Regions from separate parts of the Homo sapiens genome. Here region 1 is linked to region 2. A link is a loop called in an ENCODE intact Hi-C map of the cell type or tissue named here. Cell type or tissue: heart right ventricle. All regions are shown on one strand. Links, peaks and the distances in the headings refer to the core of each region. The heading gives the core; the rest is flanking DNA. Region 1 overlaps RASSF3 (Ras association domain family member 3). Region 2 has its middle 40 kb from the start of RASSF3-DT.

What was found. Hi-C counts contacts between places; a loop is a spot of excess contacts. Peaks named below come from ENCODE experiments on the same cell type or tissue, not always from the same donor. Only the 100,000 strongest peaks of a DNase experiment are listed, where the experiment ranks them.
Region 1: it touches region 2 in a loop (4-fold over the local background); 35 of 110 quality-filtered maps call a loop at or near these places.

Annotation. Positions count from the first base shown.
Region 1 is chr12:64,689,687-64,695,060 of GRCh38, forward strand. RASSF3 (Ras association domain family member 3) reads left to right here. Exons shown (of 5, transcript NM_178169.4): 4 at 1,784-1,893; 5 at 5,077-5,374. The coding sequence ends at 5,226. Among named protein-coding and RNA genes, the nearest start is that of GNS, 67 kb to the right of the region's middle. RefSeq lists a silencer at 4,503-4,797. In heart right ventricle, for the core only: no CTCF peak of the experiment used is centred there; no DNase peak of the experiment used is centred there; H3K27ac peaks cover 591 bases.
Region 2 is chr12:64,566,659-64,572,032 of GRCh38, forward strand. It overlaps a transcript of RASSF3 not described here. Among named protein-coding and RNA genes, the nearest start is that of RASSF3-DT, 40 kb to the right of the region's middle. In heart right ventricle, for the core only: a CTCF peak has its summit at 2,694; a DNase peak (open chromatin) is centred at 2,833; H3K27ac peaks cover 3,315 bases.

The DNA of each region.
Region 1 (5,374 bases), core at 157-5,156, 120 kb after region 2:
TGTCACTGTATGTGTGTGTCTAGCATGAGACATATATAGCTGTGCTTGAAGCTACCGGAGCTTATATTCTGATTGCTTGGTTTGTAGCTGCTAATTCGCTAATTCTTTTTTTTTTTTTGAGACGGAGTCTCGTTCTGTCACCCAGGCTGGAGGTGCAGTGGCGCAATCTTGGCTCACTGCAAGCTCCACCTCCCGGGTTCACGCCATTCTCCTGCCTCAGCCTCCCGAGTAGCTGGGACTTACAGGCGCCCGCCACCACGTCTGGCTAATTTTTTTGTGTTTTTAGTAGAGACGGGATTTCACTGTGTTAGCTAGGATGGTCTCGATCTCCTGACCTTGTGATCCGCCCGCCTCAGCCTCCCAAAGTGCTGGGATTGCAGGTGTGAGCCACCGCGCCTGGCCTCGCTAATTCTTAATTAATCTGTAGAGAGATTTGCTTTTAGAACTCTTGTTTTTATGTTCTTTGGATGGTATATACATTTTTTTTTAAATTTGTTTTTTGTTTGTTTGTTTGAGACGGAGTCTTGCTCTGTTGCCCAGGCTGGTGTGCAGTGGCACAATCTCGGCTCACTGCAACCTCCGCCTCCTGGGTTCCAGTGATTCTCCTGCCTCAGCCTCCCAAGTAGCTACAATTACAAGTGCCCACCACCATGCCCAGCTAACTTTTGTATTTTTAGTAGAGACAGAGTTTCACCATGTTGGTGGCCAGGCTGGTCTCAAACTCCTGACCCCAGGCAATCTGCCTGTCTCGGCCTCCCAAAGTGCTGGGATTACAGGTATGAGCCACCACGCCTGGCCTTGGTTTTTGAGACAGCGTCTTACTCTGTCACCTAGGCTGGAGTACCATGGCATGATCATAGCTCATTGTAACCTTGAACTCCTGGGCTCAAGTGATGCTCTTGCCTCAGCCTCCTAAGTAGCTAGGACTATAGGCGGGCCCCATTATGCCTGGCTAGTTAGAAAAAAAAATTTTTTTTTTTTGGAGACCAGGGTCCTGCTATGTTGCCCTGGCTGGTCTCGAACTCCAGGCCTCAAGTGATCCTCCTGCCTCAGCCTTTAAGTGTTGGGATTACAGGTGCGAGCCACTATGCCTGGCCTATTTTTATTGTTTTTAAAGGAGTAGTGGACCCTTTTTTAGGTTTCTTATCTTGCCTTTTTTTTTTCATTTAAAAAAAATTTTATTTATTTTTTGAGACAGAGTTTCACTCTTGTTGCCCAGGCAGGAGCGCAATGGCACGATCTCGGCTCACTCCAACCTCCACCTCCCAGGTTTGAGTGATTCTCCTGCCTCGGCCTCCCAAGTAGCTGGGATTACAGGTGCCCGCCACCACGCCCGGCTGATTTTTTGTATTTTTAGTAGAGACAGGGTTTTGCCATGTTGGCCAGGCTGGTCTCAAACTGCTGGCCTCAGGTGACCCGCCCACCTCGGCCTCCCAAAGTATTGGGATTACAGGCATGAGCCACCATGCCTGGCTCTTACCTTGTTTTCTAAAAGGAAGAGCAGAGCTAACTATAAGCATATTTTGGGACTAATATCTATTAAAATTTATTCTTGAAAATAATTTCCTTCTTAATCAAGGCACAGTTTATATTTGAACAGAAACAGAATAGATTTTATTCCACTGTGGGCTACTGGTATTAAATAATAAGATGAGCCGACTGGCGACTTAGAGGCTGGGGTAACTTGGATGGTTACCTTGATCTGGAGGAGGGGATCACAATGGGGAAGTGGTCTCAGGAATGGCTGAATACTCTGTAACATGCTGCTTGTTTCTTTACCCAGTCTACGCCTGCAAGCTCTCAGACCGGGAACATCCACTCTACCTGCGTTTGGTAGCAGGGCCCAGAACAGACACACTTAGTTTTGTTCTTCGTGAACATGAAATTGGAGAGGTAAGTTATTGTTCACTATTGCTTTAAACTATACAGAACAGCTGGCCCTATTTTATTGCAGTAGCCTAGTGACTTGGCTATTGATGGGGGATGGGAAGAGAAGAGAGTTGGAGGGCAGGGGGATGGGAAGAGAAGAGAGTTGGAGGGCAGGGAGAGGGAGAGGGATTTTGAATTGTCAGAAATGAACCCAAAGTTAGCCTATGATGTCATTCTCTCACAACCTTATATTATTAGTCTGTCATTTTCAGAGGTGGGAGAAAATAAAGTTTTTTTACTTGATCTCCATCCAGAGAGTCATTTTCACCCCTTCCCACCTCCAAAATACTCCAGTCCAGCTGAACTTTGAAAGTTGACACTCACCATGTGTTTGCTACTAACAAAAGTCTCCAGGCTAATTCCCTTCTAAAGGGATATAAAAGGAAATTCGATCTCTTTACCATGGAAGGCATTTAGCTTTCTAGCATCTTTTTTTTCCCCCTTGCCCAGTCAACTGATTAAGAAATTATGTTTCCATGTGCATCATTTGCCATGTTGTCTCCAGGGAGGATTGTATTTAGCCAGTTCAGTAGAAGAAAAAAAGCACTTGAGCCTGCCCTCTAGATCAAGTGTCAGCTTTAAATGACACTTGAGCAAATCCCAAGCTCCTGTCCCAGTCTTCTGTCTGGAACAGGAAATGGTGTGAAATGTCCTACATGGTGCAATTGAGAATAGGGTTTCTAGGTTAAAAGTTAGGAAACGGCTCTGTTTCCTACTGTTTGTTAGATTAGTAGCATGACCTTGGATAAGTCTTCTAATCTTTTAGCCCTCAGTTTTAAAATCTGTTAAGTGGGACTAAACACTTTACAAGGTGGGCTTTGAGTCACAATTAGAAATGTATACATGTAAGTGAAGGGAGTTTTAGGAAGACAGTGGTTTTACATGTTTTTGAAGTTTCTTTTGATTCTGGTGTTTTGAAGCTTTTCAAGACATTCAGACTCATTTTGGGGAGAAGGCAGGGTGCAGAAATCTGACTTGGCTTTGCAGATGGTGACCATTCCCTCTGCCAGCTTAAGCCAGACACATTAGCATAGTCTACTCAGTGTTTTATTTTTCTTGTACTTAGTGTTTTAAGTAGCAACTAGAACTACATTGGGCAAGAATTTTATTAACTTGGTTATTTTATTGTATTTTAATTATAATTAGAGATAGGGTCTCACTACGTTGCCCAAGCTGGTCTCAAACTCCTGGGCTCAAGCAATCCTCCCACCTCAGCCTCCCAAAGTGCTGGGATTACAGGCATGAGCCACTGCACCTGGCCTTAACTTAGTTTTGAAATTGACTTGACATTGGGTTTTATTGTTCCAGACTGCTGTACTGGACCTCTGTATGGTGTTCTTATTTCTCAGTTATTTAAGGAAAACTGAACTGAGGAAGAAATTTCCATAGCTGTTAGGGGGTGGGAGGGATATTTATATGATGTCTTTATTTTGGAGACTTCAACATAGGTGAAAGATAATCTGTTAAAATTTTAAAAATTAACAGAATATTCTAACGTAGAAGTTTTGCTCTCCTACTCCATGTTGCTCTTTTTTTTTTTTTTTTTTTTAAATAACCAGCCTAAACTGTTCTCCAGGAATTCTTCTACCACTGAGCCCATTTGGTGGATTTACTTATTTTTCACTCTTTGTTTGTATTTGGTTATCTTGAATCTTTTCTCTACACCATCAGACAGCAGTTCTCCACCAGGATCCAGGGCCCCCTTTGGGAGAGGAGGATGTGTTTGGAAAAAACCTCGTAGATGATGCTAGATACCCTCCTTGACATTCACTGCTTCTATTTTTTAAAATCTGTTTTAATTTTTTTTTTTTTCTTTTTAAAGAGACTAGGTCTTGCACTGTCACCCAGGCTGGAGTACAGTGGCGCAATCATGGCTCACTGCAGCCTCAATCTCCCGGGCTCAAGCAATCCTCCTACCTCAGCCTCCCAAGTAACTGGGACTACAGGAATGTACTGCCACAGCCAGATAATTTTTAAATTTTTTGTAGCGACCTGGTGTCACTATTTTGCCCAGGCTGGTCTCGAACTTCTGGTCTTGAACTTCTGGGCTCAAATGATCCTCCTGCCTAAGCATTCCAAAGTGCTAGGATTATAGGCATGAGCCACAATGCCCAGCCTAAAAACTTATTTTGTGCCTGCTAAATAAGTACTAGGAGCTGTTAGGGAAACAAGGCTCAGAGCCTCAAGGCAAGAGATAAACTCCAAATAGCGAGAAGTACGGCAGCTGTGGTGTAGGTAAGGTGCAGGTGAGATAGATATTAAGCAAATAATTGTAATTTAAAAATCTTGGTTGTGATCAGGGGCTCTGTGAAGGCTTTTGATACACTTAGCCTTGGGTGGGAAGAGAGGAGAGGAAGTTGTGGAAAGCTGCTTAGAGAAAGTGGCATTTAAGCTGAGATGGGGAGGATGAGTAGTTCATAGCCAGGCAAAGTGGAGGAGGGGAGAATGCGTGCCACTTGGGCAGAGAGTGAAGCTCGGTGAGAGAGAGATGGGGCCGGAGAGTTTAGAGTCTTTCAGACAGCATCAGCAACTAAGGGAAGCCATTGGATGGTTCTAAGCAGGGGAGAGTCTTGGCCAGATGAGCATTTTACAAAGGATGTTCTGTTTGGGGAACAGATGGGGGAGCATAAGAGCCGAGTGAGGAGGCCAGGTAGGAAGCTGTTCCAGCGATGCAGGAATAGATGATAGTAGCTAGCACCAAGGGGCCGTACCGAGGGAGAAAAGGCTGAATGGAGAACTGTTTGGGGGTGATAAGACTGATTATGCGAGGTAAGAAAGTCAGTTACAATGAGGACTCGAGGTTAAGATGAAAGGACTGTCGAATTGTTTTTAATGCTGTTGGGGGTCAAATCAGGTAAGGAATGAAAGTGTCCAATAGACTTAGGGATATGGAGGTCTCTGGCTTTTAGGGAGATCGTCTTGAACAGTGGGAGGAGAGGGTAGGAAGGTGATTGGTGTGAGCTGAGGTGGGAGTGGGAGTGGAGGGAGCCCTTAGGCTGGCAACACCCCAGCTCTTGCAGACCACACCTTCTGCGGCATGGGGCTGGGAGGGGAGGGCAGCCGCACCTCTGGGAGCTCCTGGTCAGCATTCCTAAGTCTAACTGAGTATTAAACATCTGGCATTTTTCTTTCTGTGTTTCCTGACAGTGGGAAGCCTTCAGCCTTCCAGAACTACAGAATTTCTTGCGCATCTTGGACAAGGAAGAAGATGAACAGCTGCAGAACCTGAAGAGGCGCTACACAGCCTACAGGCAGAAGCTGGAAGAAGCCCTCCGTGAGGTGTGGAAGCCTGATTAAAGCGGGGCTCCCTGCCCGTGAGGCCCGGTGCAGGACCGATGTACAAAACAGCAGCAAGTGCCTCTCTTCTCAGAGGGCTGCTGTCTTGCCCCACTATGCTAGGGTCTTCGCCTTTCTATCTGTAGATTTTGTTCCCCAAACCTGGTCA
Region 2 (5,374 bases), core at 154-5,153:
GAGGGCTCCACACAGAGATGCTCGGGAATTTTCATAGCTAGAGACGAAGCAACCACAGGCTATCACTGTGAGAAGCCCACAGTGAGACTCAGCCTTAAAGATGGTGAGCATTTACTTTCCTCACCATTCTACACAAATGGAAGTTATTATGCATGCCTGTCCCTGTCTCCCCTGAGGGGTAGGGTTTCTAGATTCCTAAAACTCTGAGGTGGTGTTTTTGTTGTTGCCAGGTGGGGACCGAGGGCAAAAAGCAATTGCTGAAGCGATTAGGTCCAGATTAAGTGTAGCTTTGTGGGCAAGGCTGAGACCTTGAATCCTATCCTTTGGCAGATCAGCAAACGCGGTGGTTCACTGAGGGCAGGGATAATTGATTCTCTTGCTACTGGTGGAGGAAGTAAAGGAGCAGCTGGGGTTTGCAACTGTTGGGGCAGATCAATTTCAAAAGAGGCCTGGTTAGAGGAAACCTGTTGCAGGAGCCAGGCTGGGAGACAAAGGCGTGGGTGACCACACCAATGCCCCGTGGGAGGCCCTGGGTGACATTTTGCCTGAACATAAGAGGATGATAGTTACACCCTGGTTCCTGGCCCTGCCTTTATCAGTCACAGTCACAGCAGCAACTCTCTTACCTGAACAAGTGCAGATACAAAGGAATGGAAGGAATCTCCTACCTGGGGGTCACAAACAAATACCATACCCATCATCTCCTCTGGTTCCTGGGCACACAGCTACATTCTCTTCCCCAGCCTCCCTTGTGTTAAGTGTGGCCAGTAACTGTGTTCCAGCCAATGAAATGTGAGTGGAAATGCTGCTGGCCACTCTCAGCCCTGGCCCCTCAAACCTCTCCTGCACAATCGTTATTCTCTCTCCTCTCCACTGACCGAACAGAGACATCTTTGGGAAACTAACAGTGACACAGCCATGAGGTGGAAGGAGCCTGGCCCTGAGTGACGGCTCAGCCACAGTGGGCTACAGCATGAAGACTAGGATTTTGGGATTCCCTACGACAGTTGACATGCCCTGAATAATACACTTTGGAACTGCAACTGCTAACGTCCTGTTCCCTGATAAGAGTCTCACAAGTCGCACTGATGGAGCTACTGGCCTGGGAGATGTGGCTCCACACACCAGAGCTGCCTCTGCAGAGCGTGCACTGCTGGGCTGTGGGGTGTCCACATCTGTCCCTGCTGCCCAGGCAGGCGTAATGGGAGACACAGCCTTTCCATCGGGCAGGGTGAAGCTACTGCTGTTGCTCTAACTCGAGTTGGAGGCTGGATAGAAGAGAGTGTTTACATAGACCCCCACATCTTTCTCCTCACATCCTGAGGCATGCATGTGTCCGTGGTGTCTGTGTTTGCTTGTTTGGTTTTTATTTGTTTGTTTTTTGTTTTTTTGAGATGGAGTCTCGCTCTGTTGCCCAGGCTGGAGTGCAGTGGCGCGATCTTGGCTCACTGCAACCTCTGCCTCCTGGCTTCAAGTGATTTTCCTGCCTCAGCCTCCTGAGAAGCTGGGATTACAGGCGTGGGCCACCATACCCAGCTAATTTTTGTATTTTTAGTAGAGACAGGGGTTTCACCATGTTGGCCAGGCTAGTCTTGAACTCCTGACCTCAGATGATCCACCTGCCTTGGCCTCCCAAAGAGCTGGGATTACAGGCGTGAGCCATCATGCCTGGCCGCTTGTTTGGTTTTTTAAACTTGTGAGAGTGTGTGGTAAAACATATATATATCAGAAAATTGTTTATTTGAACCATTTGTTTGCCTTTCTTCTATTACAACAGAGGCCTTGATAAGGATCATTCATCCTCATTCAAGTTGGGTGGGGCCATTTCCTGCAGCTCCCTTTCCTCACGGCCCCAACACACCATGTGGCGGCAATTCCTTCTTCCCCTTCCTCTGTCTCCGAACAGTTTCTGGATTCCACCACAGCAGGAGCTGCAGTCAGGCACTCCCCAGTCTGTTTGGTGGGGTTCGGTTCTACTGAAAATTTCCAGAGGTATCTTCTTCTCATTCACCCACCAACCCCAGCCCTAAGGTGTAATAAGCCTTTTCTGAGTTCACTTTTTTTTTTTTGAGACAGAGTCTCACTCTGTCACCCAGGCTGGAGTGCAGTGGCATGATCTTGGCTCACTGCAACCTCCGCCTCCCTGGTTCAAGCAATTCTCCTGCCTCAGCCTCCCAAGTAACAGAGATTACAGGCACAAGCCATCATGCCCAGCTAATTTTTGTATTATTTTAGTAGAGACAGGGTTTCACCATGTTAGCCAGGCTGGTCTCGAACTCCTGACCTTGTGATCCACCTGCCTCGGCCTCCCAAAGTGTTGGGATTACAGGCGTGAGCCACTGTGCCCAGCCATGAGTTCACTTTTAATTGCCATCCTCTCACTGAAGTAGCCAGGTCAACTAGGGAGTCTCAAAGTAGTATGAGAAAATTTGGAGAGGACTAAGCTTGGCTGCAAGAAGAGGTTTTGGCTGGGCCAAGTGTAAACCCACTCAAGTGCTCAGTGACCCAGACATACAAATGTGTGTGTAAATGGCAGCTTCTCTCTTGCCTCTCCCGGACTGATACTCTCTTCTAGAAAAGCCATGCTTTGCTGTAACTATTGGAACCTCTAGAGCTTATCTGGGCCAGAGCTCTTTGCACAAGTTAGAAAAAGGCCCCTGCTCCAGCTGACACAGCCCTACGCTGCAGCCTCAGCTTGGCTGGTAGAGGGCAGGCTGGATTTCAGCCTCTTCTTGGCCTCCAGCCAGCTGCTTTGTGCAGTGCACAAACTCCACACCTGTGGTGTTGGCCCCTTCCCACCTGGCTGCTAAAATCTCTCCCGAACGTTGCCATGAGTTACAACCAGTTCCTCCCAGCTCCATCTCCCTTGGGGATGTTAGGGTGACCAGAGGTGATTTTTAGTTACACTGTCCCTAATGGAATTCTGTGGGCTGATCCAAGAATACGAGTATCTTAAAGTCATTGTTCTTATGAGGAAATGTATTCCTAGGTCTTTTCAAGTAAGCAACTTAAAAATACATCTTTAAGCTGGGCGCAGTGGCTCACGCCTGTAATCCCAGCACTTTGGGAGGCCGGGGCGGGCAGATCACTTGAGATTGGGAGTTCAAGATCAGCCTGACCAACATGAAGAAACCTTGTTTCTACTAAAAATACAAAATTAGCCAGGCATGGTGGCGCATGCCTGTAATCCCAGCTACTTGGGAGGCTGAGGCAGGAGAACTGCTTGAACCGGGGAGGCGGAGATTGCAGTGAGCCGAGGCCGTGCCACTGCACTCCAGCCTGGGCAGCAAGAGTGAAACTCTGTCTCAAAACAACAACAACAACAAAAACATCTTTAGGGGACAAACAGCCCACTAAAAATATCGGGTCTGCCTATAATGTATTTGACTTTCTTCTCCTCACCCCTTAAGCTTGTGAACAACTGTGGCTCACTCTACCTTCCGCCTTGGCTGTTTCAGATTTGACCTTGGCTCACTCAGACTTTGGCCTATAAAGTTCACAAGCTTTAGAGCATAGATTTCTGGATGTACTATTTTCTTTTGAAACCTGAACCCCAAACCAAGGGTGTGTCTTTGTAAATGACTGATTTAATTAAAAAATGGGCCGATGCTGATTATACAGATTTCTTCTCTTGGAATGCTTATTTTGGTGCTGTCCTAAAACTGATGTTTTGCAGCTGATGGATTAGGAGGACAGATGTTTTCGCTTGGCCTTCTCTCCTTTATATTTCTCATCTGGGCATCATAATAATAATATCAAGGGACAAACAGAGCTGAACTCAACACCAACACTTGACCTCATTTCTGATTTATGAATTCTCCCTGTGACCACGCAATTTGAGGAGAAGGCTGCCTCTGAAATGTGTTTTGCATTTTAATATTTTTTCATACTAGCCTCCTTCTTTGTCAAGCCACTGTGTGTGCAGCTGGCTTAACTTGCTGACTAGAAAATTGAAATATACTTCTATCCAGCAGCCAAAAACAAAGGGAAAAATTGTCTTTCTAAGAGCTGTTTAGCTGCCTGCGTTTCCCCCACCCCATCCCTCCTATCGTATATGAACAATACCCAAAAGAATCGAAGCTGCTTTTGGATTAATGTCAGTTGCAGCATTTCTCACGAGCTTTTTGGGTAGCACTGAAAACATGAGGGTTCTGTCATCTCAGCGTGGCTCCGTGAAGTGTCCTACCCTGCTCCAGAGGACGAACTGGAGACACTTCTTAACCTTGGGGGACTCAAGTCATCTGGCAAGCCAGATTTTTGGATAAAAAGTGTCTAAAGGCCAGACGCAGTGGCTCATGCCTGTAATCCTAGAACTTTGGGAGGCCGAGATGGGTGGACCACCTGAGGTCAGGAGTTCAAGACTAGCCTGGCCAACATGGTGAAACCCCATCTCTACTAAAAATACAAAAATCAGCCGGGTGTGGTCGCGGGCGCCTGTAATCCAGCTACTTGGGAGGCTGAGGCAGGAGAATTGCTTGGGAGGTGGAGGTTACAGAGAGCCGAGATCGCGCCATTACACTCCAACCTGGGCAACAAGAGCAAAACTCCATCTCAAAAAAATAAAAATAAAAATAAAAACAAAAATAAAAGAATGATAGTTTGTCTCCAAGCTTGCCCAGGTTGGTGCATTATAATGACACACTGCAGATGCCAGGCCCTGCGATCCTTAGACAAAGAAGAGGGGCTGTCGCTTTTTCAGGACATGGACTTCAGAGAATCATGAGGCTACCTGGCCACAGGAAACGAGAACATGATCCTCAAACCCACACCAGTGAGCACAATCAGGAAGCCTTGTTATGACCTGGCAGCAAAGGAGAAAGTGGGTTCAGTGACATCTGTCTGGAGATGTGCTGGGCTGGGCTGAGGCTTCAGCACACATAAGCTTCCTGATCATTCAGCATTCTCCTTTGTACTTTTTTTTCTTTAAGACACCTGTGTTTTTTGGCTGCCATGGGGGTGGGAGGAAGCCAAGCTTGGCAGCCTCTTCTGATCTGGTGTTAACAGCACCATACAGTAATTTCCAGCAATTATCTCCCTATCGTAAAAGTTCTGCAGAGAGATTCGTGACACTTTTTTTTTGTGCTGTTCCAATGCATACATTTAAATGGGGAACAAATTCTGTCCATATGGTGTCTCCTCTCTCTTCCCAGGTTCCCAAGTGCTTGGCCATGCCCAGCTATGAGTTGCTGCATACACAAAGTAAGGCTTGCTGGTATAGACAGTGGGGACAAGCAGTGATTTTGGGATTCTGCTGGTGCCAGAATCACTTACTTTATTCTCTTCTTTCTGATAGCTGGAGGACAAAGGGCCTTCCACCAATCCTAGAATTCATAGGTTATGACGTTCATAAGCTACTCCTTACCTGGGATTAGAC